2 separate regions of the Mus musculus genome follow, and region 1 is linked to region 2. Evidence: chromatin loops called from intact Hi-C (ENCODE). Cell type or tissue: gastrocnemius. All regions are shown on one strand. Each heading gives the region's core, and the rest is flanking DNA. Links, peaks and the distances in the headings are about the cores only.

Evidence for each region. Hi-C counts contacts between places; a loop is a spot of excess contacts. Peaks named below come from ENCODE experiments on the same cell type or tissue, not always from the same donor. Only the 100,000 strongest peaks of a DNase experiment are listed, where the experiment ranks them.
Region 1: a loop joins it to region 2, with 2.0 times the contacts of the local background. A loop is called at or near these places in 2 of 42 quality-filtered maps.

Annotation. Positions count from the first base shown.
Region 1 is chr6:145,966,394-145,980,247 of GRCm38, forward strand. It overlaps Gm32838 (a long non-coding RNA gene), which reads left to right and starts at 2,504. Exons shown (of 4, transcript XR_001785421.1): 1 at 2,504-2,737. It overlaps Gm38928 (a long non-coding RNA gene), which reads right to left and starts at 11,095. Exons shown (of 3, transcript XR_869599.2): 1 at 10,279-11,095; 2 at 8,455-10,157; 3 at 7,538-7,901. In gastrocnemius, for the core only: a CTCF peak has its summit at 3,392 (motif pointing left); DNase peaks (open chromatin) are centred at 1,901, 2,019 and 3,356; H3K4me3 peaks cover 359 bases; H3K27ac peaks cover 2,914 bases.
Region 2 is chr6:146,263,369-146,278,954 of GRCm38, forward strand. The region is part of intron 37 of Itpr2 (inositol 1,4,5-triphosphate receptor 2); the gene reads right to left. Among named protein-coding and RNA genes, the nearest start is that of Gm35596, 51 kb to the left of the region's middle. In gastrocnemius, for the core only: no CTCF peak of the experiment used is centred there; DNase peaks (open chromatin) are centred at 6,994, 7,946 and 9,078; H3K4me3 peaks cover 405 bases; H3K27ac peaks cover 2,934 bases.

The DNA of each region.
Region 1 (13,854 bases), core at 380-5,379, 300 kb before region 2:
TTTGTTGTTGGGTTTTTTGTTTTTGTTTTTGTTTCTTTTTCTTTTGGTTTTTTGAGACAGGGTTTCTCTTTATAGCTCTGGCTGTCCTGGAGCTCACTTTGTAGACCAGGCTGGCCTCGAACTCAGAAATCCACCTGCCTCTGCCTCCTGAGTGCTGGGATTAAAGGCGTGCGCCACCACGCCCGGCTCATTAGAAGGATTCTTAACCCAAAGGATTGTGACATACAATCACATGACTGTTGGGGAAAGTAGAGGCTATATCGTCACTTCAAGATTCCAGGGACCCCAAGCTTTGGTGGGGCCACCCATCCTCTGTGGCTGCAGATGGGTTAGCAGGCCTAGAGTCTCATCTGGGCAATGCAGGCTGGTACTTAACACTGAAGTAGGAAACTGAAGAACAAGAGGCTCTGTAGACTCTGGACCTAAAAGCATGGGACTACTGCTCTCTAGGTGAGGTGTCTCCATCTGCAGTTGAACTTCTTTCTTGACCTTTCTCCCCGGAAATGGTCATGGTGTTGTCTCTGCCTGGTCAGGTGTGGTTCTTGTCAAGAGACTGACTCAAGGAATAAGCGCTGTGACCAGAGGTGACTGTTTTCTTGTGAATCCACCAGTTGTCTCCTCCACCTTCCTAGACGTGAGTCTCTTAGACCCCTGGTGTCCAGAGAGGACCTGAAGTCGGTGAAGCAGGCAGGCAAACTGTCAAACTCAAAAAAGCCAGATGGGAAAGTGTGTGACTGAAGTTATTTTAAGTTCTTCCAGCCAGGGTAGAATCCATATACTCTTACAAAAGGGGCTGTGTCTCCGCAGGCAGCCTCTTCCTGTGTGCCTTTCATCTTTTGGGGATGTTTAGATGGCAACAAAATGACAAAAAGAGGGTGAATAGTTCTCCAGGGAGAGAGGGCTTCCTTCACTTAAATACAGGGAACTTAAGATTTCAAACACTGAGTTGGACCAGGGGGAAAAGTGTGTAGGGGTGTGACATCTTAGGCATATTTGGGGGCTGGATGAGGGAACCACAGAGAAACCTGGATTCTGTCTGGCCTGGTTTGAGTTAGAGCAAAAGCGAAGTCCCTGGAACAAATCCTGCACCCACCACACAGTGTCAAAAGCTGCTCCAGATAACTGGGGGAAATGACTAAGGTGGGTATTTCTACCTGAGGATTGATTCTCTCTTCTCCGTGGGATTTCTGCAGTCTTCTAGTGATTTTGTACATATCACACACAGGAGCACACACACACACGCACACACACACACACACACACACACACACATGAATCCCCCACGCCCCCTGGAAAACCTGCCTCTCCTTTCTCTGATAAGGTATTGTGAAGCATTAGTGGCTAATATAGAGATTCCCCTGAATGCCAGCTACACATTAATAGCTACGGATTTTTTTTTTCCTAAAGACCAACAAATTTTTCAGATCTAGAGAAATGAATCGTGGATGCCAGAAAGTGGAGACCTGGCCAGCTGCTTTAAACCCAACCATGTAGGTAGCCGCCTACTCTGTCTGGCCAGAATTTTGACAGAGCTTCAGAGATGGTGGGACGTGGAGACTGTTTCCCACCAGCCACGACTGTGCTATCAGCCCGCAGCTAAAGTGGCTGCTGATTATAAGAGTGACCTATTGAAAGGAGACGACCAGAAAATGAAGGGGAAGGGGTTGTTCCTCACTCCGGTGCAGAGGGCTTTTACTGTGAAGAGAGGGTGAACTGAAGGGGAGAATTCATGCAGTAGTTCCTGGCCCCTGTCTGGTTCCAGGAGCATTGCTGAAAGCACACCAAGGTTGACTGACTTTTCTCAGACCCCAGGGCTTCTCTTCATCTCACACAGAACACCCTCAGATGCTGGCCTGGCTCCATACCAGCCCAGAGGGGGATGCCAGCCAATAAGCAGGAAAAACTCCCAAACTGTAACTTAACAGAGTGATCTTTTTTTTTTAATTCCCAAAATGTGTTTTCCCCAGTCCATGAGCACAGACCTGTGGTTTTTGTCTCCCCTGGCTTTACAGCCTCTGCCTCAAGCCAAGAGACTTGGCTCTGCTTCCCCCTGAGTCAGAGTCTCGGCTGGAAGCTGAACCCAGGAAGCCTCGGCCCCCACATCTCTCCCTAGAACCACCAGACCACACCACCTCCTGTACTCTCAGTTCTTTTGGCTGAGTGTCCTGCCTCCTCTTTGTTTGGAAAACGCCATCTTACGTAACTCCAGAACCTACTAAATGCTCCATTGTCTTCTACTTGGGAGCACTCAGAACAACCTCTTACTGACTTATGACTTATCACTAAGATAGAATCTTTCGCCCGCATCTCCTCAGCCCTTGGAACCGGCCTCACCTGTCTCACAGCAATCAACAGCCAGGCTTAATGCTTGTGGTCTTTGGGGAATTACAGGTTCAGTACAAGGTGCAGGGACTACAAAGGCAGGTTCACCCATAGGTCACGGTGGTTCACTTCGTTCAGGCCGCACAGGAAAGCCATTTGTAACTCAAGACCGAGGCGGGCATAAACAATTCTGATCTGATTATTCCTTTATAATCTGATTTTGATAAACAGCTGATGAAACGGGAGGTGTCTTGGCCCTCAGAGAAGAGATACCCAGGCGATATAATCAGGCTCTCTTATCTTGCCAGGCAGGGGTTGATTTCACGACTCCTATTAATAGCTCATGATGGCAAGAACTGTGACCTCTGCCCTGAATCTTCCGAGCCTTGAGAGCGAAGTGACAGCAGCCAATTGGGTAAGGGCTCTTCATCCACTTTTATTTTCTGCAAATCTCTGATTGGCCCTGTTGGGGATTCTAGTAATTACTGTAAGCTGGCACCTCCAGAAAAAAAAAAAAAAAAAAACAAGACCTCGTAGGATTCAATTAAAAATTAAAGGGACCTTTGTGTGTGGTTACCAAGAAGCTTTCTCAGCACAGGCGGGGTGAGACCTGCATGAATCAAACATGCGCAGGTGACATTTCCATCAGTTTCTGCTGCCTAAGCCCTAGGAAGAGGGGCTCCTGAGGGCCGGGGAGAATAGGTGGCCGCTCTCTCTTCCCCTACAGACCTTGGTCTTCCCAGGGTACTGCAGGCCTTCGTTATTTCTTTCTCTTCTGGGACCAGCTATCTGAGTGACCAGGTTCAGGCAGAAGTGTGCCTCATTCCTGTTAATGACAAGGGATCCTAGGCAAGGCTTTCAGGGCTGGTGGAGTGGGCTGCATTTGGGGGACAAATGTGCTCCCGCTTGTCATATTTATTTACTGAGCTTCAAAACAGAGATCTTGGGGGCTGGAGACATGGTTCGGAGTTAAGGGTGCTGTCTGCTTTCTCAGAGGTCCAGGCTTAGGTTCCCAGATTCGTATCTGATAGCTCCTGGGGATCCAGCGCCCTCTACTGGCCTCTGCAGGCATCCAAACGCATATACCAGCACAGACAGACACACTCTTAAGTACATTTTTTTAAAAATGGAGAGCTAAATGAATCTCCCCATTTGCATGTTAAAAGAAAGATTTTTCTCAAGGGTTGTTGAAGGTTGAAGCTTCTTGCAGGAGCTAACCTCATACTTTACAGGGTAAAATTTTGGAGCATCTACCCTGTACTATACGAGGGAGTCTGCTGATTTTGATACCTTCTTTCCTGCTGACAAGTTGAAGTTCACTTAGCAGGAGGTAGTTTGGTTGTTTTTGTTTTATTTGAATACAACTGGTATTCGTCCATGTGCATGGGCTACTTAGTAGAGCTGTACCCTGCTTGGGGAAGTGTCTTAGAGATTCCCTGCTGTCCGGCTATGAAGGGGTCAGCAGACGTGAGTGGGAAGCTCCTGACAGAATGGGTGTAACACAGAAGAGATCCTTACGGGTGGGGTGGGGTGGGGGGCTCGGGGAATGTTTATGTCTGGAGGACAGGCACCATCCTCGGAACACCCCTCCCATGGCATGGCAGCTCTTTCTGTAGCTGTTTCATTCACACAGCACCCAAGAGCTATGAAAACACCTACTGTCCCAAATCAAGGGAATTAGCAAGCCAACAGAGATGTCGGATGCCCTCACTGTCTCTCTTTTTAAATCTGTTTCCTATTGCATATGTGTGGGTGTTCCCCCTGCATGTGTGCCTGTGCACCATGTAAAGGCAGTGGGTCAGGAGGGCAGAAAAGGATATCACATCCCCTTTAACAAGTTACAGAAGGTTGTGAGCTGCCATGTGCATGCTGGGAAATGAACCCAGTCCACTGAGCAGAAGCCAGCACTTTTAGCTACTGAACCAACTTCCCAGACCCTATCCCTTCTTTTTTTTGTTCCACATTCTCTTCTTATCTCAAAAGCACTTTGACTTAGGTAATAGTAAAGATAAGATAAATAAATCATGGATTTAAGGGACTTTATTAAAAGACTAAACTTGAAATAACATGCATCATTTCAGTAGAACTATTAAATAGTAATATTTATAAAGTATGTAGTTGCCTAATAATAGTCTGCATATATCCATATGTATGTTATATACATAAATACATATATGTATATCTATACATAAACATATACACACACATATATACACATATACATACACACACACACACACACACATATACATATGTACATGTACTATTTTTCTCAAGACAGGGTTTCCCTGTGTAGCCCAGGCTGTTCTGGAACTCACTCTGTAGACCAGGCTGGCCTCAAACTCAGAGATCAGCCTGTCTGCCTCTCGAGTACTGGGATTAAAGGAGTGTGCCACCAACACTCATGTAGCCTGCATGTTTTAACACATAAGAATAATATGCAAAAGCATGTGTCTCCTTATCTAGTCTTGGGAAAGCCGCAGATGGTATCTGGAGGCTCCCTTCTATGTATATGAGCTTAAGTGGCCATCCTTGACAGTCGTTCTGTGATAATTCTGGAATGAAACTGTCTAAGTCTGAATTCCTGTGTGAGCTTGGGCAGACCAACTAATTTCTTTGTACCACTTTTTTGGGCCTCACCTGAAGGGTGATAAAGATGACTTAGAGTAATGGCCACAGCCTGCACTGTGTGAAGGATGTTGATGAAGGTGATGAAGTCGGTGATGGGGATGCTGCTGTTGATGGTGACTGTGACAGCCATCTGTCAACTTGATCCGGAATCAACTAAAGCATATTGACAAGCCACTGGTCACTCCCGTGAGATATTTTCTTAGATTATCTGAGGTGGTAAGACTCACCCTTCCTCTGGAAGGGTGTTTGCCTTCCTCTGGAAGTCCAGATAAAAGGACATGAGTGAAGGAAACTGCTTTTTGCCTGCTGGCCCTCATCCTTATTGGCAAGTTCATCTACCCTGTTGCTGAGGCATTCCTTCACCCGAATTAGAGCCAAATTCTTTATTTTTTATTTCTTGTGTTCTTTTTTTTTTTAAGTTACAGTGGCATTTTAAATTTTTATTTATTTCTATTTCATACACTTTGGCTTTTTGCCTACACAACATATATATATGTTTGTGTAAGGGCATTGGATCCGTTGGAACTAGAACTACAGATAGTTGTGAGTTGCCATGTGGGTGTTAGGAATTGAACTCTGGTCCTCTGGAAGAACAGCCAGTGATCTTAACCACTGATTTATCTTTCCCTAGAACCTAGAGCAGAATTCTTAAGGGTTCCAATATAGATTGAAGACCAGCAGCTCTCTAGGAATCCTCTAGACCATTCTAGAACTACTGAGGTATCCAGCCTCATGGCCCAAGAAACTACAGGACTCTTAGCTCTCCAGTGAGAGACAGCCATTGTTGGATTAGCTGGGCCGTGTTATGGAAGCCACTGTAAATCTTGTGTGTGTGTGTGTGTGTGTGTGTGTGTGTGTGTGTGGTGTGATTGTGTGTTCTTAGTCTGTTCCCTTAGTGCTCCCTGGCCAATACAGTGATGATGGCGTGGTGAAGAGATCTGTGGTAACCATCTACATGTTGAAATCACAGACACAGCAGGAAGCCAGAGAAGCCCTGTTAACTCCTGAAGGCCATAGTAACACTCACCACCACAGCTAGTTTCTGTCTTCTGACGTGGATAACCAAGGCAACTCCTCTCTCTGTTCCCTGAAAACACTGCGTGGAATTCTGATGATTTGTCTTGTGTTCCTAACTCAGACATGCTTTCTAATCAGTGAAGAAAGTGAACCAATGCTTCCAAGCCCTGGCATCTGGAAGGCCCGAGGCTCAGTGCCCTTGGGAAGCCATGCCGCACCAAATGTGCAGAGGCTGTTTGTTAGATAAGCACTCCAAAGGCCTTTCAGGGAGTCTAGGGACAGCTGCATGGAAGGACATCCTGCCGCCTCTGCTCTGGAGACCTGGGAGATCTGTGAAACATTTGCATGGATTATATGGGCCTTTGTCTTCAAACCCAGCTGGGAGTATTATGGTTTGGATGTGAAATGTTGCCCATAGGCTCAGGTGTTGAAACACTTGGTCTCAGTTGGTAATGCTGTTTTTTTTTTTGGGGGGGGGGTGGATTGTGGAACTGTGGGAGGTACAGCCTCTCTGAAGGAAGTGGGTCATGGGGAGACTTCATAAGCATGCCCCACTCTTGAGTCCCGACTCCTGAGTTAGTGTGACCATCTGTCTCATGTTCTGGTTACCTTGCCTTCCCTCCCTGTCGACTCTCTCCCTACCTGAAGCATGAGTCAACGCGCATTCTCCAGTGTTTAGTCACACTTGTCTGTTGTTCTGTCACAGCGACAGGAAATGAACTAATACACAGTCGCCCTCTTCTTATTCACTGTTGTTGCTGTCCCAGGACCTTGTACAGCAGTGGTAACTCAGACCCCATAGTGGGGCAGCTCTTTGTAAAAGCCCTACTAAGGACCTTTCTGGGCAAACCATCACTCCTGGGCTTTGCAGTCTCCCATCTAGACAGTCAAGACGGCCCTGGAGTCCCAGAGACCCTTTCTAAAGCATTGCTTAAAGCTACACTGCCTTCCCTGAGCACTATGGTTTGTAGCAAGAGGCAAACTATACCAGTCCTGTCTGTCAGAATCTAAATGTGGAGGGTTGTGCATTTACATCCTGTAGACTCCAAGGAGCTAAAACAGATCCGCTGTAGACTTGCAGAACGCTTGTAAATTAAAAATAGACACTAACACATCACTGTATAGCAATGGAGGGAAGAAGCCATTGCTTTCAGGGGAAGTCTCATGGCTCTGACCTGACCGTGAGCAAACAGCAAAAGGTCAAAGGGCATACCACACCATTACCACTCCAAAGCTCTGCCCCTCCCACACCAAGAGAGCTTTCTGCCTCTGTTTTTCTTTCAAAACCAGACTATAGAGGAGGATCCATGGAGGGTCTGTGGCACGAAAACCCTTAGATACCCGCACACAAGCATTTCATGCCTGTTTCTCCCAGAACACAGCAGCAGTTTCTGATTGAGAGAGTTTGGAAGGGTCTGTCAGGTTCCCCTCCTCCCTCCTCCTACCCCTGTTTATGTTGCAGCACGCCACCCATGCCTCTCATCAACATCTTCAAAGAAGGAAGGTTTATTTTAATTTCTGATTTCAGTGATGGTGGATGCCACAGCCAACTCTGTCAGTTCTGGTCCCGGGCTGAAGCTCAGCATCATGGTTGTCATGGTTGCAGGATAAGGTGGCAGGAAGCAAGGAAGTAGGGTGTGGAAAAGGCCAGGGTGGGATCTAGTCCCCAAGAACACACCGTTCACGGACTCACTTTCTCCAAGGGGCCCTGCCTCCTGCTCCCCAATCCCTTACATACATCACACTGTGAACCTGTTAAGGCCTCAGCTCGTTGATTGGGTCAGAGATCCTAGGACCCAATCACATGCCCAAGTCCATCAGCTGGCAATCAAGCTTGACCACAGGCCTGTGGATGGTCTTCATGGTCACACCATAACAGAAGGCCACACGAAGGAACGAGTGTGATACTTCCACGGGGCACTCAGGATTTCCTGGAGGGGTCACAAATTGCTTGGTGAGAGGGGTTTCTGTTGAGGGTCTAATGAAATTACTGGATTTTAATACATATATTTTAGAGACAATGTTTTTCTTTTTTACACCCCCATTTATATATGAGGGGTATAGCTGGGACCTGGACATAAAACAAAAGAGATTTTTTTTTTAAAGTTTGGGTCTTGCTACTAATATTCTCTCTCTCTCTCTCTCTCTCTCTCTCTCTATATATATATATATATATATATATATATATATATATTTGATTTGAGGGGAAAAACACAAAACAAAACCAAAAGGAAATATTATTATAATCTCTTTAGCAAATTCCTATACCACTTTTCTTAACGGGAGAAAGATACTTCGCAATCTGATATCGAGGCTGTAAAGCAAGAAGACTCTTACCCTGACACGTTTATTTTACACGAGATCAAACAGGAGAAAGTGGAGATTGTCTGCCCAGGGTCATCCAGCTTCAACCTTACCCTGCTTACCCAGTGTAGACTTATGCTAAAATCTGCCATGATTTTCCTTTCCTTTATTTTACTTTACCTTGGGAATTTAAAGTGTCTTCCTGTTTGTCTGGGAGCTGAAATCCTTGGGAATTTAAAGTGTCTTCCTGTTTGTCTGGGAGCTGAAATCGGGCACCGTCACTCTCAGAAAGCTCAGGGTTCCTGGTCTGTGTTCCCGGGACACGGTGTCAGCCATGTGCCTTCCAAGGTCTCGGTGGTTCTTCTATGTGGACACTAGTCATTAATCTTCGGACATTTCCCCTCATTTGTTTTCTTTTTCTTTTAAAATAAAAGAAAGTTAAGTAGACGTTCCCCATCTTGTCCCAGCCCTAGTGCTTTAGAGTGTAAGTTGGAAAGGGTGGTGAGATATGGCAGCATCTACTACTGGGGATCTCTAAGAGGCAGGAATGTGTTCCCAGCATGGACACATTGCAATGGCTCCACCACCATCCCGTGACTCCACCACCACCACCACCACTTGACCCCGCCCCCAGCAAGCTTCACTATGATTCTGTGTCTGAAAACACAAGTCTCCCTGGTCCGTTTGCTGAGCCCTTGTGTAGGCTTTGCTGCCATTTTCTAGCTATTTGCAGTTGGACAGAATCCTCAACTACCCTAAGTCCCATCACTCATCAAAGGAGGGTGTTGTGACAAGAGTATAGGTGCCTTGTGAGTGCCTTGGGGGTCTTACATGGGCTACCGTCTGTCACCCGCAGGGAAGAGCGTCTGGAACATCCTAAGAGTGCAAACTACGTTTATTATCATGACTCCCTTACCAGTCTTGTTTCCCACCCCATATCTGAATCTGAAGATTTGGTCCAGAGATGCAAGGAGAGAGGATTCCGTTGTGATGAACGATGGGGGCCGAGAGAGATAAGGCAGTTCTCTGTGGATGTGGCACCACAGTCCTTTTTCTCCTTCTACCTGTACGCGATGCACACAGCTCTGACTTGCTTACACTTAATATAGGGAGCAATCTCAGGGGATGACGAGATGACTCTATAATTAAAGTACTGGCTTTGAAAGCAGAAGCAGCTGAGTTTGATACCCTGGGATCCATGGCTTAAACAAACCAAGGAGGCATGGTGGCGTGTGCTTAGAATCCCAGGGCTGAGGGGACTTAGACAGGCAGACCCTTGGACTCATTTGCCAGCCAGCCAACAAGGCTTAGACTAGTAAGAGAGACTCTGTCTCATGAAGCCAGGGAGGCAGTGCCCGGGGAACATTGGAAGTTGTCCTCTGGCTTCTATATGCACCTGCAAACACATGTCCGCATATACCGGCACTCAGATGAATATACCCCTCGTTAAACAGCAGAATTAGAGTACTGTGCCTCAGAAATATGTCTGGATGACTCCAGCCTTTGAAAATCTATGCTTTGGCTATCATGAACCTTCTGAAGCCAGTGTGTCCTGCTGTTCTTACAGGGGCAGAGCTGTGACCAGAGATGACAATTCTCCTCCCTGTCCATCTGCAGAAGGAGGGTTGGCTTTTAGCCTTTGATCATGCTGCCAGTAGGCACTGGATCCTCCTGCAAAGGTGCCTCACTGTGCCTCTGGTTGTCTGGTTGTCAAAGTTAAAGGTCCTCTAGGGGACAATGACTGTGGATTTCCAAGGAGCTCAGGGGTCCCCAAGCCAGCCTTTCTCAGCTGTGTGAAGAGGTCAAGTAGGGAAACAGGAAACATGTCTGCTGTAGCCATCCTTCTGCCTTGTGTTGATCACTCAGGAGGTATCACTTGGAGCCTAAGACAATTAAAAAGTAGAAGAGAGATCACCTTAGTTAGGGTTTCTATTATGAAAGGACACCATAACCACAGCCACTCTTATAAAAAAAAAAAAAAACATTTAATTGGGGATGGCTTACAGTTTCAGAGGCTTAGCCCATTATTGTCATGGTGGGAAGGATGGTGGCTGCAGGCAGACATGGTGCTGGAGAAGGAGCTGAGAACTCTATATCTTGATCCATAGGCAGCAGGAAGAGATGAATTATTGAGCTTCCCCAAAGCCCATCCCCTAGTGATATACTCCCTCCAGTAAGGCCACGCCTATTCCAATAAGGCCACACCTCCTATGGTGTCAGTCTTCAGTCTACGGGGTCCTTTCCAATTCCAACCACCACGGGGACCTAGATAAAATTTCCAACGACAGTGAACTAGTCTGACATGGATTCATTCTGAGGGCCATTTAATGGCAAGAAGGAAAAGAAACTGATCCAGGAGTCCCGAGGTTCACGCTGCAGAAAACATCTCCTGCTTCTGATTTTATTGTCTCTCTGTTTTACAACCACTAAGGCAGCACAGCCAACATACACATCGACTGGAAAATGGTGGGCTGTGCTCATTGTACAAACTCTTTCCAAAAAATATCAGATCTCCCCCCCACTCCCCACTATTTCCAGGGAGGAGCCAAATAAGCAATGTAAAGCTAGAACAGCAGGCTTTGGAGCCAGGAGGCAGATGAGAAATTGATTGTCATTGACCATTGTTGGCCAGTGTTGGATGTCATTTGCTGTCATTGGCCATCATTGCTGTCATTGGCTGTCATTGGCTGTCACTGTCCCTCCAGAACAGCTAAGGAACATTCTTCACCTGTTCAATTTAAAAATAAATTAAAAAAAAAATACTTGGCTCCAGCTTATCTTAGCAAGTGACTCATGTGGGCTCAGCTGGGAGGCTGACTGTGGCCTGAGAGTCTCTCTACCACTCCACACTGGGGCCTTTGGCTACAGGACAGGAGGCCACAGGGGCTGGGCGAGGCTGGACCCAGGGAGAGGGAAAGGATAGTATGAAATTCAATGCAGCTGTTGAGATTTCCTTTCATTAACTTAAATTATATCAATTTCTAGACTTCAGATATCTATTGAAAGGCGAGCGAGAAAAGCACTGAAGAATACAATCTAACTGCTTTTACCCTAACTCAAATTGAGCAATAATGGAAGTAATTCAGTCTGGGGCAGAGATGGGACCCGGCTCCTGCTGTTCCCTGTCTCCTTTCCTGCCTAGCTAAAGGTTTCTATTTCAGCTCTTTGCTTCTGAGGCAGGAAAAAAAAAATGGAGCTAGGGAAGCCGTCCCCACAACTGTATCTCTGGCCTTGCCTCACCCTTTACCCAGAATGACTCACTGAAGTAGTCCCTCACAGAGCGTCTCTGTAGGAGTGAGTGCCGTATCTCTGTAATAGCCTGCTTAGTCACACTGCCCAAAAACTCTTCTATTACACATCAGCAGTAGTGCCTGGACTGTTCAATTATTCATGCATTTCCCATTCCAAGTACATGTTGTGGGAAGAGCTGATCAAAACGATGTACCCTTGCTGTGCTGGGCCAGTGGAGACTGAGGTGGGTGGAAGGAATGGGGAGCAGAGGAGCTGTTAGTTAGCCCACAGTCTCACATTAGTCCTGTGGCTCACTGCAAAGCTTGTGCTGAATAGTGTCTTAGGGAAAAGGTGAGAGGTGAGTGAAAACCGGCAGGGGGCGGGTCTCTTGTGAGTCCTGGCCAATGATGGATTCTAACCACAGCCCTCCAGCTAGAAGTGATAGGAAATGCACCGAAAGTGAGATAATAGAAAGGTGATGAGGTTCCTGAACCAGAGCATTGTGTCTGAGGGGCAAGTGCTACAGATGGGAATGCTACAGACTACAGAGGGGAATGCATAGGCAGTGCTGATGGGGTCACGAAGGGACTGTGCACTGTGGTTAGTGGTTTGGGCACCACTCAGGATACGTTTCCCATTCCAAGTAGCTGTGGAGGGCCACAGAGCTCATTTCCTCTGTGTAATACATGTAATAGACACATGTGTACTTACATACTAGCACACACATGGGTTCTTCACACACACACACACACACACACACACACACACACGGAAGACATCCTTGGTTTGGGTTATGAGATGGTTCTTTGTCAAGTTGGTTGGATCTTAGAATCACCCAGGAGACACGCCTGGGGGAGAGCGCACACCAGTGTATCTGTAAAGTTATGTGGGGAGGGAAGAGCCAGCCTGAAAAGGGAGCGTGTCAGACCAAACAAAGTGGAGACAAGACCCAGTGCCCGCCTCTCTTGTGACTACGGCACAGCGTGATTAGTGCCTCCTGCTCCGACCACTACTCTTTCCTACCCCAATACACCCTTAAGTCACAATCCAAAATTAACTCTTCTATACTTAAGTCGATTTTGTTGAACTGTTTTGTTACAGCATTGAGAAAAATAACTAGTACAGATTGGGAAAATGTGTTTTCATAATTTATTGTGTTAGCTTTGTATCATTGTGATTTTTTTAATACATGTTATAAGCAACTTGATGGAGAAAAGCTTTATTTTAGTTCACGGTTTCAGAGGTTTCTGCCTATGGCCCGCTATCTTATTCTTTTCTATAGAACTTGATTATTTTGCGTATATGGGCGCTTTGCATGCAAGTATGTCTGTGCACCTCCTACTTGTGTGGCTCATGGGTTTAGTAAGACGGCACTGGAGCCTCTGGAACGGAGCTTACAGGAGGTTGTGAGCCATCATGTGGGCGTGGGGGAAATCACACCCAGGTCCTCTGGAGGACAGCCTGTGTTCTTCATGACTGACTGCTCTCTCTAGCCTCTCTCTTGGTTGCTTTTAGACTGCAGTGAGGTAAAATATCATGGCAAAGAGTATGCAGTAAGGTGGGCTGCTCACCTCATGGTGCCTGAGAGGCAGAGAGGTGAGAGGCAGGGGCCAGACACATAACACTGTAGACATGTCATAGTGCCACATTCCTTCCATCCAGGCCCAGCCTCGTAGCTTCTACTGTTTCCCAATGAGGTCACCAAAGGCATGACTCCGTGACAGGTTATTCCTCTGACATTGTCAGAACACCCATGATCCAATCACTTCCTCCAAGTCTATCTCTGAGCGTTTCAGAGGGGGTGAGGCCTTTAATCCCTGAGTCTCCTGGGAACATTTTCTATCGATGATGATTGCTCCAAAATTGACATTTAGAGAGATGGATACTTTCTCAGAAGTATGAAAGGAAAGGCTGTATTGGGAAACATGTGAGCATTTCTTTGAATCCCTTTAATAAAAACTAATGCTTAAAATGGAACAGCACTGCACATGTCATACTTGACATTGACCTTTCAAAGCCGACCTTTAAGACATGATGTCATGGGTCATGATAGAAAAAAAAATCTGGCATGATTTCCCACTGAATGCAACACAAACACACACACACACACACACACACACACCTGGTAAGAGATGGCACAGCTTGGCTTGAAGAAGCAAAACCCTGGAATCACCACTGGCATGGTTATCCATATTTGCTAAGGGCACAGGACTCCCTCAGAGGGCCAGACAGGAACCCCATTCTGTTAGCTTATTTAACCACAGTCTCTCTGTTCTGAGAGACCAGTGACACCCTAGAAGACCCACTCTTTGAAAGGACTCAAAGCAACTGAGTGCTCTGGGGTGTCGA
Region 2 (15,586 bases), core at 4,638-9,637:
TTTTTGTAGAGAAAGGCCATTGACTTGTTTGAGTTAATTTTATATCCAGCTACTTCACTGAAGATGTTTATCAGGTTTAGGAGTTCTCTGGTGGAATTTTTAGGGTCACTTATATATACTATCATACCATCTGCAAAAAGTGCTATTTTGACTTCTTCCTTTCCAATTTGTATCCCCTTGATCTCCTTTTGTGGTTGAATTGCTCTGGCTAGGACTTCAAGTATTATATTGAATAGGTACGGAGAAAGTGAGCAGCCTTGTCTAGTCCCTGATTTTAGTGGGATTGCTTCCAGCTTCTCACCATTTACTTTGATGTTGCTACTGGTTTGCTGTAGATTGCTTCTATCATGTTTAGGTATGGGCCTTGAATTCCTGATCTTTCCAAGACTTTTATCATGAATGGGTGTTGGATTTTGTCAAATTCTTTATCAGCATCTAACGAGATTATCATGTGGTTTTTGTCTTTGAGTTTGTTTATATAGTGGATTACGTTGATGGATTTCCATATATTAAACCATCCCTGCATCCCTGGGATGAAACCTACTTGGTCAGGATGGATGATTGTTTTGATGTGCTCTTGGATTCGGTTAGCGAGAATTTTATTGAATATTTTTGCATTGATATTCATGAGGGAAATTGGTCTGAAGTTCTCTATTTTTGTGTCTTTCTGTGGTTTAGGTATCAGAGTAATTGTGGCTTCATAGAATAAATTGGGTAGAGTAACTTCTGTTTCTATTTTGTGGAATAGTTTGAGAAGAACTGGAATTAGATTTCTTTGAAGGTCTGATTGAACTCTGCACTAAACCCATCTGGTCCTGGGCTTTTTTTGGTTGGGAGACCATTAACGACTGCTTCTATTTGTTTATGGGATACAGGACTGTTTAGGTCATTAATCTGATCCTGATCTAACTTTGGTACCTGGTATCTGTCTAGAAATTTGTTCATTTCATCCAGGTTTTCCAGTTTTGTTGAGTATAGCCTTTTGTAAAAGGATCTGATGTCGTTTTGGATTTCTTCAGGATCTGTTGTTATGTCTCCCTTTTCATTTCTGATTTTGTTAATTAGGATGCTGTCCCTGTACCCTCTAGAGAGTCAGGCTAAGGGTTTATCTATCTTGTTGATTTTCTCAAAGAACCAGCTCCTCGTTTGGTTGATCCTTTGAATAGTTCTTGTTTCCACTTGGTTGATTTCGCCCCTGAGTTTCATTATTTCCTGCTGTCTACTGCTCTTGGGTGAATTTGCTTCCTTTTGTTCTAGAGCTTTTAGGTGTATTGTCAAGCTGCTAGTGTGTGCGCTCTAGTCTTTTTGGAGGCACTCAGAGCTATGAGTTTTCCTCTTAGAAATGCTTTCATTGTGTCCCATAAGTTTGGGTATGTTGTGGCTTCATTTTCATTAAACTCTAAAAAGTCTTTAATTTCTTCATTCCTTTCTTTACCAAGGTATCATTGAGGAGAGTGTTGTTCAGTTTCCACGTGAATGTTGGCTTTCTATTATTTATGTTGTTATTGAAGATCAGCCTTAGTCCATGGTGATCTGATAGGATGCATGGGACAATTTCAATATTTTTGTATATGTTGACGCCTGTTTTGTGACTAACTATATGGTCAATTTTGGAGAAGGTACCATGTGGTACTGAGAAGAAGGTATATCCTTTTGTTTTAAGATAAAATATTCTGTAGATATCTGTTAAATCCATTTGTTTCATAACTTCTGTTAGTTTCACTGTGTCCCTGTTTAGTTTCTGTTTCCACGATCTGTCCATTGATTAAAGTGGGGTGTTGAACTCTCCCACTATTGTTGTGTGAGGTACAATGTGTGCTTTGAGCTTTACTAAAGTTTCTTTAATGAATGTGGCTGCCCTTGCATTTGGAGCATAGATATTCAGAATTGAGAGTTCCTCTTGGAAGATTTTTACCTTTGATGAGTATGAAGTACCTCTCCTTGTCTTTTTTGATAACTTTGGGTTGGAAGTCGATTTTATTCGATATTAGAATGGCTACTCCAGCTTGTTTCTTCAGACCATTTGCTTGGAAAATTGTTTTCCAGCCTTTCACTCTGAGGTAGTGTCTGTCTTTTTCCCTGAGATGGGTTCCCTGTAAGTAGCAAAATGTTGGGTCCTGTTTGTGTAGCCAGTCTGTTAGTCTATGTCTTTTTATTGGGGAATTGAGTCCATTGATATTAAGAGATATTAAGGAAAAGTAATTGTTGCTTCCTATTATTTTTGTTGTTAGAGTTGGCATTCTGTTCTTGTGGCTGTCTTCTTTTGGGTTTGTTGAAGGATTACTTTCTTGCTTTTTCTAGGCCGTAGTTTCCGTCCTTGTATTGTTTTTTTTGTTTGTTTGTTTGTTTTTTGTTTTTCCTGTTATTATCCTTTGAAGGGCTGGATTCATAGAAATATATTGTGTGAATTTGGGTTTGTCATGGAATACTTTGGTTTCTCCATCTATGGTAATTCAGAGTTTGGCTGGGTATAATAGCCTGGGCTGGCATTTGTGTTCTCTTAGTGTCTGTATAACATCTGTCCAGGATCTTCTGACTTTCATAGTCTCTGGTGAGAAGTCTGGAGTAATTCTAATAGGCCTGCCTTTATATGTTACTTGACCTTTTTCCCTTGCTGCTTTTAATATTTTGTCTTTACTTAGTGCATTTGTTGTTCTGATTATTATGTGTCGGGAGGAATTTCTTTTCTGATCCAGTCTATTTGGAGTTCTGTAGGCTTCTTGTATGTTCATGGGTATCTCTTTCTTTAGGTATGGAAAGTTTTCTTCTATAATTTTGTTGAAGATATTTTCTGGCCCTTTAAGTTGAAAAATCTTCATTCTCATCTACTCCTATTATCCGTAGGTTTGGTCTTCTCATTGTGTCCTGGATTTCCTGGATGTTTTGAGTTAGGATCTTTTTGCATTTTTCATTTTCTTTTATTGTTGTGTCCATGTTCCCTATGGAATCTTCTGCAGCTGAGATTCTCTCTTCCATCTCTTGTATTCTGTTGCTGATGCTTGAATCTATGGTTCCTGATTTCTTTCCTAGGGTTTCTATCTCCAGAGTTGTCTCCCTTTGGGTTTTCTTTATTGTTTCTATTTCCCTTTTTAGATCCTGGATGGTTTTGTTCAATTCCATCTCCTGTTTGGTATTGTTTTTCTGTAACTCTCTAAGGCATTTTTGTGTTTCCTCTTTAAAGGCTTCTAGCTGTTTACCTGTGTTTTCCTGTATTTCCTTCTTAAAGTCCTCCATCATCATCATAAGAAGTGACTTTAGATCCATGTCTTGCTTTTCTGGTGTGATGGTGTATCCAGGACTTGTTATGGTGAGAGAGTTTGGTTCTGATGATGCCAAGTAACCTTGGTTTCTGTTGCTTCTGTTCTTATGCTTGCCTCCTGCCATCTGATTATGTCAAGTATTTGCTGTCCTCAATATATCTGATTGGAGCCTGTCCTTCCTATAATCCCAGTTGATTCAGGACTCCTCAGAGTCCAGCTTTCTCTGTGATCCTTTGCTTGTGGGCTCCTGTGAACCTGAGATTCTGGGTGTGTCAGAGTTCTTGGCAGTCAAGTTCCTCTGAGACCCTGAAATACTGGTGTGACCAAGCTCCTTTTATCCTGGGATTCTGTTGTCAAAGATCCTGGGCAGGTTACAGTATTTGAAAATGGTGTCTCCTTTGAGGAGCGTGGGGCTGTCTGGTCAGTGGTCCTAAGATCACGTGGAGAGTCTTCTAGGGACCGTGGGGGTGCTGCCAACTCCACACACAAGGTGACTAGATACTCTAGCCAACCGGAAGGGACTTGTGACCCTAGTCAGGCCAGTTTTCTGCTTCCCTAATGCTGTCTCAGGTCCCGCACGATTGGATTGAAACAGAAGTTGTGTTCCACTCACCAGAGGTCCTAAGATCGTGTGGAGAGTCCTCTAGGGACTTTAGGGGTGTCTGCCAACTCCGCGCCCGAGGTGACCCGGTGCTGGCACTGACCAGAAGGGACTTGTGACCCTAAGGTTTGCTCTTTATTTATTATGTGGTACAAATACCAAAGTTGAAATTTATATATATATATATATATATATATATATATATATATATATATATATACCTTAGTGGCTGCCACTCAAACCCTTTGTTGTCGTGTGCTAGGGGCACCATTGTGGGCACACTCTCAGGAAAAAGTACATTTGTGCAAAGTAACTCCATAGGCCCTGGTATTAACTACGACCATTTTAAAGCTCATTCCTTGTATGCAGATCCCTCTGCAATACTCACAAAGTTTAATTCATGATGCTGGGGAGTCATGAAACACAGATTTAATTTTGCTTTCTCAATAGCCGCCTCTAATATAAATATTGGAAGCAAAACAAGATAATCATTTGCCAACAAAGTATGGGGGATGGTGAATATAAGGAAAGGCTATCCAGAGACTGCCCCACCTTTGGATCCATCCCATCTGCAGACACCAAACCCCAACACTATTGCTGATGCCAAGAAGTGCTTGCTGACAGAAGCCTGGTATAACTGCCCCCTGAGAGGCTCTGCCAGCATCTGCCCAATACAGATGCGGATGCTTGCAGTCAACCATCTGACTAAGCCCAGTGACCCCAATGGAAGAATCAGGAAAGAACTGAAGAAGCTGAAGAGTATTGCAACCTCATAGGAAGAACAGCAATATCAACCAACCAAACACCTAGAGCTCCCAGGGAATTAACCATCAACCAAAGAGTACAAATGGAGGGACCCATGGCTCCAGCTGCATATGTAGCAGAGGATGACCTTATCTGGCATCAATGGGAGAGGAGGCCCGTGGTCCTGTGAAGGCTTGATGCCCCCAGTGTAGGGGAACGCTAAAGCAGTGAGGCAGGAGTGGGTAAGTGGGTGGAGGAGCACCCTCATAGAGGCAAGGGAAGGGGGAAGAGGAAGGATGGGGGGGTGCAGAGGGGAAATTGGGGAGGGAGAAAACATTTGAAATGTAAATAAATACAATAACCAATTTTAATTTTTAAAAAAAGGAAAGAAAAAAGAAAGAAGGAGACTTAGGTAGTCCTGGCCAAAGCCATTTATTGGATCTGCATTATCATTTAAATAAAGCCAAGAAAAGAAATAAACAAAAAGCCAGACTCAATTGAAGGATGCAGGACAGCCAGCTCCTTTATTGCTGCGTAAAGATGTAAGAGGAAAACCACAGTAGCTGAGGATAACAAGCTGCCCTTCCATCACCAGCTCATTAACAAAGTTATACTGAGAGTCTCGATTGCAGACCTGGAGGCTAGCTAGCCTTTTTATAGCACATGCCATTCAGCTATTAAAGAACACCAGCACTGTGTTAGCCGCAGAATAGCTTATGATTGTCTTGACTAGAGATATTTTCTACTATGCTTTTGCCAAGAAACAACAAGGATAAGTTATGTGTAGTTTGGTTAAATATATAAGATGAGCGGCATAAGCACATGTGCACACACACGCACACTCATGCTGTATATGTGTGTGTGTGTGTGCATACCTGCATTGGAGGCCTAACAGCATGGTCTTTGCATATAACGTACATATATTCACTGGTAAACTTGAAATTGTCTCTGAGTTATTATTGTGTGTGTGTGTGTGTGTGTGTGTGTGTATGCGTGTATGTGAGCACACATGTGTATACAGGAACATGCAGAAGTCAGAAAAAGAGTTGGATCCCCTGGAATTAGAGTTAAAGGCAGTTGTGAGCCTCCATGTGGGTGCTGGGAACTAAACCACAGTCCTCTGCAAAAACAAGTACTCTTAACCAGTGACCCATCTCTCCAATCCCTATTCTACATTCTTTATGGAATAAAAAATAATAAAAAAAAGTACTATTTGGTTCAATTTTTCTTTTAAATGTTTTCACTCTGTAGAACCCACAGGAGGGCCAAACATATCCATCCACATCAGAAGCACAGCATAAATAGAGGTGTGGAGATGCTGTCCCTGAAGGTGAGAATATTAGACAGGAAGTAGACATGAGTCTCACATCACAGCCACCTAGGGAGCATCGCTGGGGCTGGGGAGTTGTCTAGGCAGCTAGTGTGTGCTCTATGCAAGTGTAAGGGCTGGAGTTTGGATTCCTAGACTCTTTCGGGAAGACAAGTGTGGCAGGTGAGCTGTAACTACAACCTCAGAAGGCAGAGGGGACCCCCAGGACAAGCTGAGAGACACTAGCCTTTTCGGGAGAGCTCCGGGTCTGGCTGAGAAACCTGTGTCTGGTATGAAAGAGCAGCTGGGATGATTCCTGATATCAACCTCCAGCCTCCGCATGCACCCATGCAAGCCTGAGTCCACCACACACATGCAAACATGCATATACACACATGTGCACCAGACACATGCACATGAATATTAGATAAATTAAATCAAAAGCAGACCTCCTGGGACCCGCATCCCAAGGATAATTAATCAGCATTGCCCTAAATTGCAGCCGTGGGTGTGAACCGCTCGCACACTGTTGGTGTGGACCACTTGCACAGACATGTGAAACACTCAATGGTCTGTTTGAAACCCATATCCCATCACCACTAGCAGCCTAACCCTGCCCTGCTACCCTTTGGTCCAGTGGAACGATCATGCCTCCTACAAACATGCATTCTGCTGACAGGAAAGTAAATCACACACGTGTGTCGAATGTCCCGCCTAAGTCAGATCATCTATGAAAGAGCTGATTGTTATAATCTCATTTTGAGTGTGTTAGAAAACAACACGCAGAATCCACATATGTACGATAAGGTTGGAATAAAAATGGGGATTTCAACAAACTCCCATCCGGAGGTTTTAACGAATAAGAGAAAAATAAAAAGACCTTTTGCAAGAGGGAAAAAAATGAACAACATTGGTTTTGTTACAGTTTAAGAGGAACCTACCCAAAATCACAGAACTGAACAGCTAATCCCTGTTGACACAGCAGAGTGGACTGAGTCTGGGCTTCAGGGCCTTTGATTTCTACTCACAGCCATTAGCATCGGTCTGACTGCTGAAATCCTGCAGGCAGGAAGCCAGAGGCGGTCAGGAGAGCTGAGCCCAAGTTGGCTGTATTCTGGGTTCTCTGTGAGGCCCCAGGGAAGATAAATGAACCCTCAGCCTCTCTCCCTACACCGACCGACCGCTGCCTTCCTGCAGACTCCAGATCTCCTTCTGAGAGATGCAATCTGAAGTCTCAGCCATATAATAAGGGTGAATTTCTGACTGGTCCCAATTCCACAACTCTCACAAAGAAAGTAAAATCTGCCCAAAGTTTCTAACTTCAGATAACCTTCTAGGTTATCTGAAGAGCCGGAAAGATGGCCCCACAAGGACAAAGGCCCCAAGGGTCTGGCACCCTCCACGGCCCATGTGGATACCTGCATATGCAGATGCACATACACAAACAAAGATAAAATAAAAATCTTTTAAAAAGAAAAGTCCACTTGAACTCATAATTTAATTTTTTCTCACTAATGTTCCTTAAAATTTGCAAATTTCCTTTTTCCTTCATAGACCACGCATTGGGGGAAAATACTGGTTGCTACCTACACAAATTCCCAAAAATAATGTCCAGTATGTTACTTTTGTAGTAGTAGTAGGAATAGTTGTTGTTGTTGTTGCATTAATTGCTGAATCATCATAAAAATATTTTTAAGTGATGTGGGACAAGTTTTTCTAGTGAGGAGGACTGAGTTGCTTCCCTCCACTTCATTATTTGTCCGTATTACATAATACTTAATTTTCTCTCTTCAGGAGCATAATGAGATACAGACAGACAGACAGCAAATGTCCTTGCTGGAATTAGTGTGCACACTCATCAGTTATGTGCAGCCGATCAACATCTGCTTTCTAGTACAGAGCGGCCAAAGCTTCTCTCACGCAGACTCACGGATCCTTCAGAGCAACTGAATTTCAGGCAATGGCATTGCACAGCACGTGACTTGTCTCCAGTGAAGCACAGCGCCAGACACTGCAGGAGTTACATAACCACAGGCTGCTGCTGGCAGAGCCGCCTCAGTGGCTCAGCCGTCCGTGTCTCCTCCAACCACACCCTGCAGCTCTGATATGCAGTGTACACATGTGTTGTCATGTGCCTGGGGACTTTCTTGGCAGTGAACACAAGACACGGTTTCCTGCCTACCAGTAGGGAGAGGTCTTTTTTAAAAGTGATCACACTGTATACAGATCATATCAGGACAGAAGTCACCACAAGCCACAGCAAAAGCAGGTGTCAAATGTACACTGTACAACTCTCCCCCTGCCCTTTCAAATAAACTTTTAGATTGTGGCTACATTGGGATAATTTATTTAAGATGTTATAGTAAGTATAACCAATTGTCAATCATAAGTGTTTCTCCAAATGTGAGCCCCAAGGAACAACTAACTCCAGACACACATGGTTTGTTCCCAGCGCTTGGACAGAACACGCACTATCATGAGATATCATGAGTATATCTAGTTTCCTGGTGATGCTACTCTGTTAACGCTGAGCTCACATGAGTGTGGTGAATGTGACTGAGCATCTACGCACCCCCAGGCCTTCTCTTATGCTAATGCTGGGCCCTAGTGAAAAAGCACTGAATGCCAAATGGACACCTATCCTTTTCTGTATTCGAATTCTCATTCTAAAAAAAAAGTCTATCTACATACAAAGATCCTGAACCCAGGTATAAAGCAATCAATGTGTGCCTGCTATTTTCAAAAACAAGAGCTTGGCAGGCAACCTGCGATGGTATGAACTTGACACATGAAGAGAAAGCAGAGACTACCCACAAACACACAGAAGAAGTGACAAACATGTGTTTTTCAGGATTCCAAGATGCACCTATGTCTTTATTAAATACCAAAGTAATACCGAAGGAAGCGATTTAATATTACAGTAGCTAAAATTAAACAGGGGAAGAGTTGTTTAAAATAACACCAATGACTAGAATTCTGAATAAAACCTGAACTAGATTTAGGTAGAAACAGTTTTGATCTCACCTGGCTTGAATATTTAAAATTATATAGTGAGAATTCAAAGTATCAATGAGAAGAAATGAAAACATTTATATAATTTAAAGGTTTGTACTCAGCTACTCCAAGAGACATCATTTATGGAACAGTGACGCCTACTGGTAACTTGTGATATTGCATCTCAATTGTAGCCCTGCTCTATGGTCTGCCCACTGACATCTAAGGAGGCAGGGAGGCCATATACACAGGTGTTGAAGTTGGAGCAACCAAAATATGTTATAGACACTCAGAAGTATGTCACAAATAATGCTATTAGTTTGTGCAAATAATTTATGCTTAAAAAATGAATCCAGGCCTGACAAGATAGGCAAGTAAGCCTGGTTCAAACCTAAGCTTAATCCAGCCTCACTCACAAAGTTGTCCTCCTCCACAGCACCCACTATAGTAAGTGATTTTCAAAAGATTTCAATGTAAATATTGCTACCAGGAGGTGAGCCATGAAGACAGGGACCAGCAAGAGAGCAGCATCCTCAAGTCCCTATGGCCTGCCCATCACCAAAGCTTTCCAAAGCCCAGGTCTCCACGCCCTCTCTTCTATACCTTCTGTCTGATACATTTTAGTTTGGGTTTTATGACAGACATACAAAGTTATCCTTGATCAGATATATCTCAAATACATCTCAGAAGTTCCGGTCTGGACAGCTACAGTCCTCTTCCACGGACCTCACTGTCTTGGGTATTGCTCACCAACGTCATCACATCAGGTACACCTCAAAGAGTGAGCCAGCTCTCATCAAAACCCCCAAGCCAGTAAGTTCAGGGATGAATTCCACTCTCACAGCCTTGACTATCATACCTTGGGAAGATAGTTTGAACTCTCCAAATCTATACTCCAGGATGACAGAAACAAGCCTCCATACCTCACAAACAGGAAACTCAACACACGGCAAACTGTATCCTGAGCATGGTGTGTGCATACGTTTGCCTGTGCTCCATCCTAGGCAGTGATCCCCATCTTCTAGGATATTTCTCTTTCCGTGACCCTAAGGCCTATAAGACTTACTTCTTAAAATTAGCTCTTCTCATGGGCCTGGAAAAACGGCTCAGTGGTTAACAGCACTGGCTACTCTTGCTCAGGAGCCTGGGTTCAACTCTCAGCTCCCACGGGGTGGCTGGGTACCCTCTGTAACTCCAGTTCCCAGGATGCCATGCCCTCTTTAGGACTCTACAGGTACTGCATACACATGGTACATATACACGCATACAAGCAAGACACCTCTATACATAAAGCAATAAGAATTAAGTCTTCAAAGTGTCATTTCTCTCTCCATTCCTGAGCCATTCATGGGACACAATTTATACCTAGTTAGACCAGTATAACCCTGCCAGACCCAGAACCCAGCTTCTGAGTCCATCGCTGTCAACATTCCTGCTGGGATTCATCATCCATGAATCAGGAGTCTTGGCTCCCATTGCAGTACCAAACAGTCTCCAGCTCCTTGCTCTCCGCCTCATGCAGACTGCTCTGTCCTCTTTCTCATCATAGAATCTACATTCTTCATTGGCTTAGGTGAGTCCAGGACACTTTGTATACATTGCAGTCAAAGAAACGCACGGGGTTCTTAGTCTCATAAAAGTCACTGTCATTGAGGAAACACATAACTACAAGAACAGAAGTGATCCAGAAGGGACATCCTCTGAAACTCGCTAAGACAGACAGTAAGTGAGGAGCTGTGTCTGATAGGCTCACCCTGAGAGGCACTGGATGTGACTCTAAAGAAGCAACCAGGCACACGGACTACAATAGGAACAGCATTCCAGGCAAAAGGAACAGACAATGTAAAAAGCACCAATGAAGAAAGAGAGAGGACATGTGACCACGGGACAGTCACACAGGAGAGAGAGGCTGGGATGCTCGACGGAATGCTGGGCCCTATGGAATCTGGTAAGAAATGTGAATTCCTCTTGACCAGTAACAGAAAACCCTTGTGGGGCACTAAAAGGCACATGACATGAGTTAAGACATGCTGTACAACCTTTACAGAAAGAGCAGACTGACATTCACAAACGTGGGGACAGAGGAATTGGGAGGTCATGTGCCTTGCCTCCTCTCAGTTGCTGACATGAAACTCCACCCGCCAAAAGCCACTTACAGAAGAAATGGTTTATTTCAGCTTCCAGACCACTATCCATCATAGAGGGAAGTCAGAGCAGAAACTCAAGGAGAAGTTTGAGTCACAATCCATCGGGAGAATTCTGATAGATGGCTTGCACCCAGGGTCATGCCTAGGTAGCTTTCTTACATAGCCCAGTATCACCGCCTAGAGAATGGTGCTGCCCACAGTGGGCTGGACCCTCACATCAGCTAATAATCAAGATAGTCATCCATAGATGTGAAAGCTCTCCCTCAGTAATTCAAGTCTGGTGAGTCAAGCCTAACAATAGACGCCAAAAGGCTGCAAAGTTGGCTCAGCCATTAGGAACATTGGCTACTCTCCCATAGAAAACCTGTGTTTGGTTCTCAGCACCCATATCAGTGGCTCACAACCACCTGTGACTCTGGGTCTAGCGCCCTCAACTGTCCTGTGCAGGCATTTGCACTCACAGCACAAACCAACACAGAGAAACACATGCACACATGCACACACATTAATGATAAAATCTAATCTTAAAAAAAAAAAATCTTGGCTGCCCCAAACCAGTGTGGAACATCTGTTCCTGACTAACCAATCTGCTTCCCAGCCCTGTTCCAACATAAATCACCTAGTGGGTGGTACAGTCTTAAATTTGAATTTGGTCTCCACTGGAAGTCACGTGGCATGCATCCTGCACGGGTGTGCAGACTCCTTTTGCCTCCATAGTCAGTGCCTCCTGGTGCCTCCAGACATGGTACCACAGTTCAAAGAAAGCCTTTAGTGTTTGTTTAGTGGTAAGAGAGGTACGTTGTCTCCAGGTATCAAGTTCTGACACATTATTATGCAAGATACCACCGAGCAATGGGATTCTGGGATAGCTCAATTTTGGCATGCAAGGAAGGAGGTCAGATCTCTTTCAATTCAAACATGCGCCTGGAATCACTGATGTTTTAGAGTCTCATGAAAATACTTGCCAATACACAGACCTACCTCTGGGGCTCCACGTGTTGTGTAACAAGGCTGATGCTTTGATATCCACCTGAACAACCCTTGTAATCCAAGTCTTACATGAAAGGAACCGAACCAGGCTCACCAAACCTCAACACTAACAAATACATGTAAACAGAAGTAGAGCTGCCAGGCGTGGTGGTGCACGCCTTTAATCCCAGCACTCGGGAGGCAGAGGCAGGTGGATTTCTGAGTTCGAGGCTATCCTGGTCTACAAAAGTGAGTTCCAGGACAGTCAGAGCTATACAGAAAAACCCTGTCTCAAAAAAACAAAAACAAAACAAAAAAAAAACAAAAAAACAAACAAACAAAAAAAAAGAAGTAGAGCTGTCAACACTCTGGGGCTGCGGAATGACTCTAAGATCTGACCCAGTCATATGCATTAAGGACAAGGATAAAGGTGGGCACCCAGGTGCGTAAGATGCCACAGGCAAGACTTGATGTAGCAAGAATCTGATGCTGTCCCCACCTACTCCCATATGGAGAGTGGCACTGGGGGCTACATCTGGACCTGTTGAATGGCAGGTATGTACTCTGCCACAGAGAAACACCCCCTACACACACACTCCATTCCTTCAATTTACTTTGAATGTCACTGTTGGTCTGCATAGAGCAACACTGAGTGAAGATCTGCTTTCTCATAGCTGTACATAGCTGTACGTAGCGTACATAGGCAGTAAACTATTGCTTCCCCATTCACATGAGACCAGAACACTAGCTGATTTCTCGATGACTCACTAGAGTCCTCAGAGACAGACCCAGGGGCCTCAGAACACTTTAGACCATCTGATCCACATGCTTGGGCCATGGTTCTATTTGGAAGCACTACTATCAGCTTTGTCTACAGTGAGCATCTGCTGGTGGTACCGTCCACACAAGATCTTCTTGCCTATCAATCCTGCAAAGTGCCTTCTCTTGACTGGTCCACGGACTCACAGATCAGCACGGCGGAAACCAAGAATGTGACAGACTTGTATCCTCCACGGAGGAGATGTATATCTGTCTTCCACTCAGAATGCTGAGAATCTAAGGGGATCTGCACTCTCTGTAGGGCCAGCTAGGTTACTCCTGACTCCCCCACACTCTTAGGTTTCTCTCAGTCATTCTCCCAAGACCACTGGACGTTGATTCTGAGTCAACAGAACCCATCTTTATGGAAGAGACCACATGTACTTTGTAAAGAGTTTCAATGTAAACATGTCTTAAGCTTTGTTGTATGCATGGGATTGAGTTAAATAGCATCAGGAAACTGTTTTCCAAAAACTTGCCTTGGTTAAATATGGCTAAAATAAACTGCTCAGGGTCAGAAGTTTGAACCAACATTTGAACAGGCTACTGAGCTGTGTTGAGCTAAATTTCCTTCTTGCCTGGTGAGGATATTCCTGGCTTGTCCTGGTGTTTGCAGGGACTCCCACACCCCCGAGGGCTTGACCTACCCTTAGGTCTATAAACCACTAGACTCCCCACACCCATCACCTGTACACGCACAGGCTCCTGTTTTCAACTTTTGGCTGTTTTCACAGGCTTCTCTGAACCCAGCTTCAAATTTAAACAGGAAGCTTTTTTTAAATGTTATGTATGGTTAAAAGCTCACCTTTACATTGCTTCTCTGAGCATCATAATCTATATGTTAACATCCCAGAGTCTAGCAAGGAGCTGGGGGGTGGGGGGAGATAACTTCTGTCTAGAATTATTTTGTTGTCTTAGTCAAAGTTCTCTTGATACGTGTTAACTCATGAAACGTTATGATCAGCAGAGTGTGGCTGATGACAGATAAAGGCAGGGTAAAGTCTTTCTGCAGTCAAGCCCTTTTAATATTCCAGGCAGAGCCACATTTAATATTGAATGATCAGCATTTTGGGGGTTGGGTAGATGCTGGCTGCAAAGTGTATTCAGCTAATTAAATCAGTTACAGTAAATTATTTTTCTACTGAAAGCCCCAAGGAATAAGATAAAAGACAGCTACCTCAAAACTAGACAAGTTTGCGTCTACATCTGGGAGTCTGAGACTACCATCACAGGGCCCACCAGACTCTGCCGAGGTGTCTCCTCACAGCCTGTCCACCAAAATACCTGGGCAGCGTGAAGTACAAACTCTGCATGCCGCAGCAAAAAGAAACAATAATAAATAAATAAGACATTAAGTCAGCTTCCTGAACAATAAACCTGGAGAGAGATTCTCACACTGGAATCTGACTGTACATTTATCTATATGTTTCTAACTATACATTTTCCACCCACCAAAGTCATAAGCTGGAGAAAAACCAAACTTAGAGAAACACAGAAGCAGCAGGCAGGCGTAAACACTGGGTTTGTTGCTAGCTGTCTGTGTTTTGTTTTTATTTTTGTTTTCTCTTAACGCTCCTAGATTTCCCCCACTCCTTATGGCTCAGAGGAGCACCTCTGGGGCTGTTCCCATGGCTACTGTTCTGTAGGTTGGATTCCTTCTGTTTCTAAAAACAACGTAGCTCAGTCTCACCTTCCACAGGTGCTGTCTCCTCGCCCACCCGTGTGAATCTGCCACCATGTTCCTTGGTGGTGTTTACTGCGCTCATACAAACACACAAATCTATCTAAATGGCAGAGATTCGGTCTTCCTGTGTCATAGCAAAGCAGTGGGCCCTGAAACCTCAGGGGGAGATTATACCATCAAGGAAACAGAAACCACCAGCGATGGCCATACAGTTATGTTGGTACCTACTGGAGGGCAGTGGCTTATTCTGCTCATACCTTGAAGTTGTGCTCAGTCATTCATTCATTCATTCATTCATTCATTCATGCATGCATGCATGCAGAGGCTCTGGCTGTTAAACTCGGAGTCTGAAACATGTTGGGCAAGCCCTCCACCTCTAAGCTCCACCCCCAAACCACCCTTTACTCTTTATTTTGCCTCAGGATCTCACTAAGTTGCTCAGGCTGTCCTTAAACTCAGGTAGATTTTGATCTTATAATCCTCCTGCCTCAGCCTTCTGACTATCTGGGAATTACAAGACTGAGACACCAGGCCAGGTTTCAAGTTTCATTTTCCCCAATTCTGATTGCCTATTCCTCTCTTACTGGGATAAGCAAGCTGGTTTAAAATATAACTGACATGGAGAATTTTTATTACTGAGAGGTAAGATGCTGCTATAGGACATGGTAAGTGCAGAAGCCAAGATGTTCATGAAGCACTGGCATGAGTCACAGTCTTCATTAAAATGATGAGAACTTACTCTTTCACTTTTATCTCTCATAGAGGGCATAAGGAATAACACATGGAGACGCAGCTGTATCAGTCACTGGGGCTAAAACTGCTGTTTCCTAACACTGCTTTATATGCATCTTAGAAGCGACCACCAGCCTTTTAAAGACTGGCTACTTTCCAAAATGAATAGCAAAATCATTTGTGACTTATGAAAACTTACAGAATGTAGGGAGCTGTGATGGTTTGTATATGCTCGGCCCAGCGAGTGGCACTATTAGGAGGTGTGGCCTTGTTGGAGTAGGTGTGTCACTGTGGGTGTGGGCTATAAGACCCTAGCTGCCTTGAAGT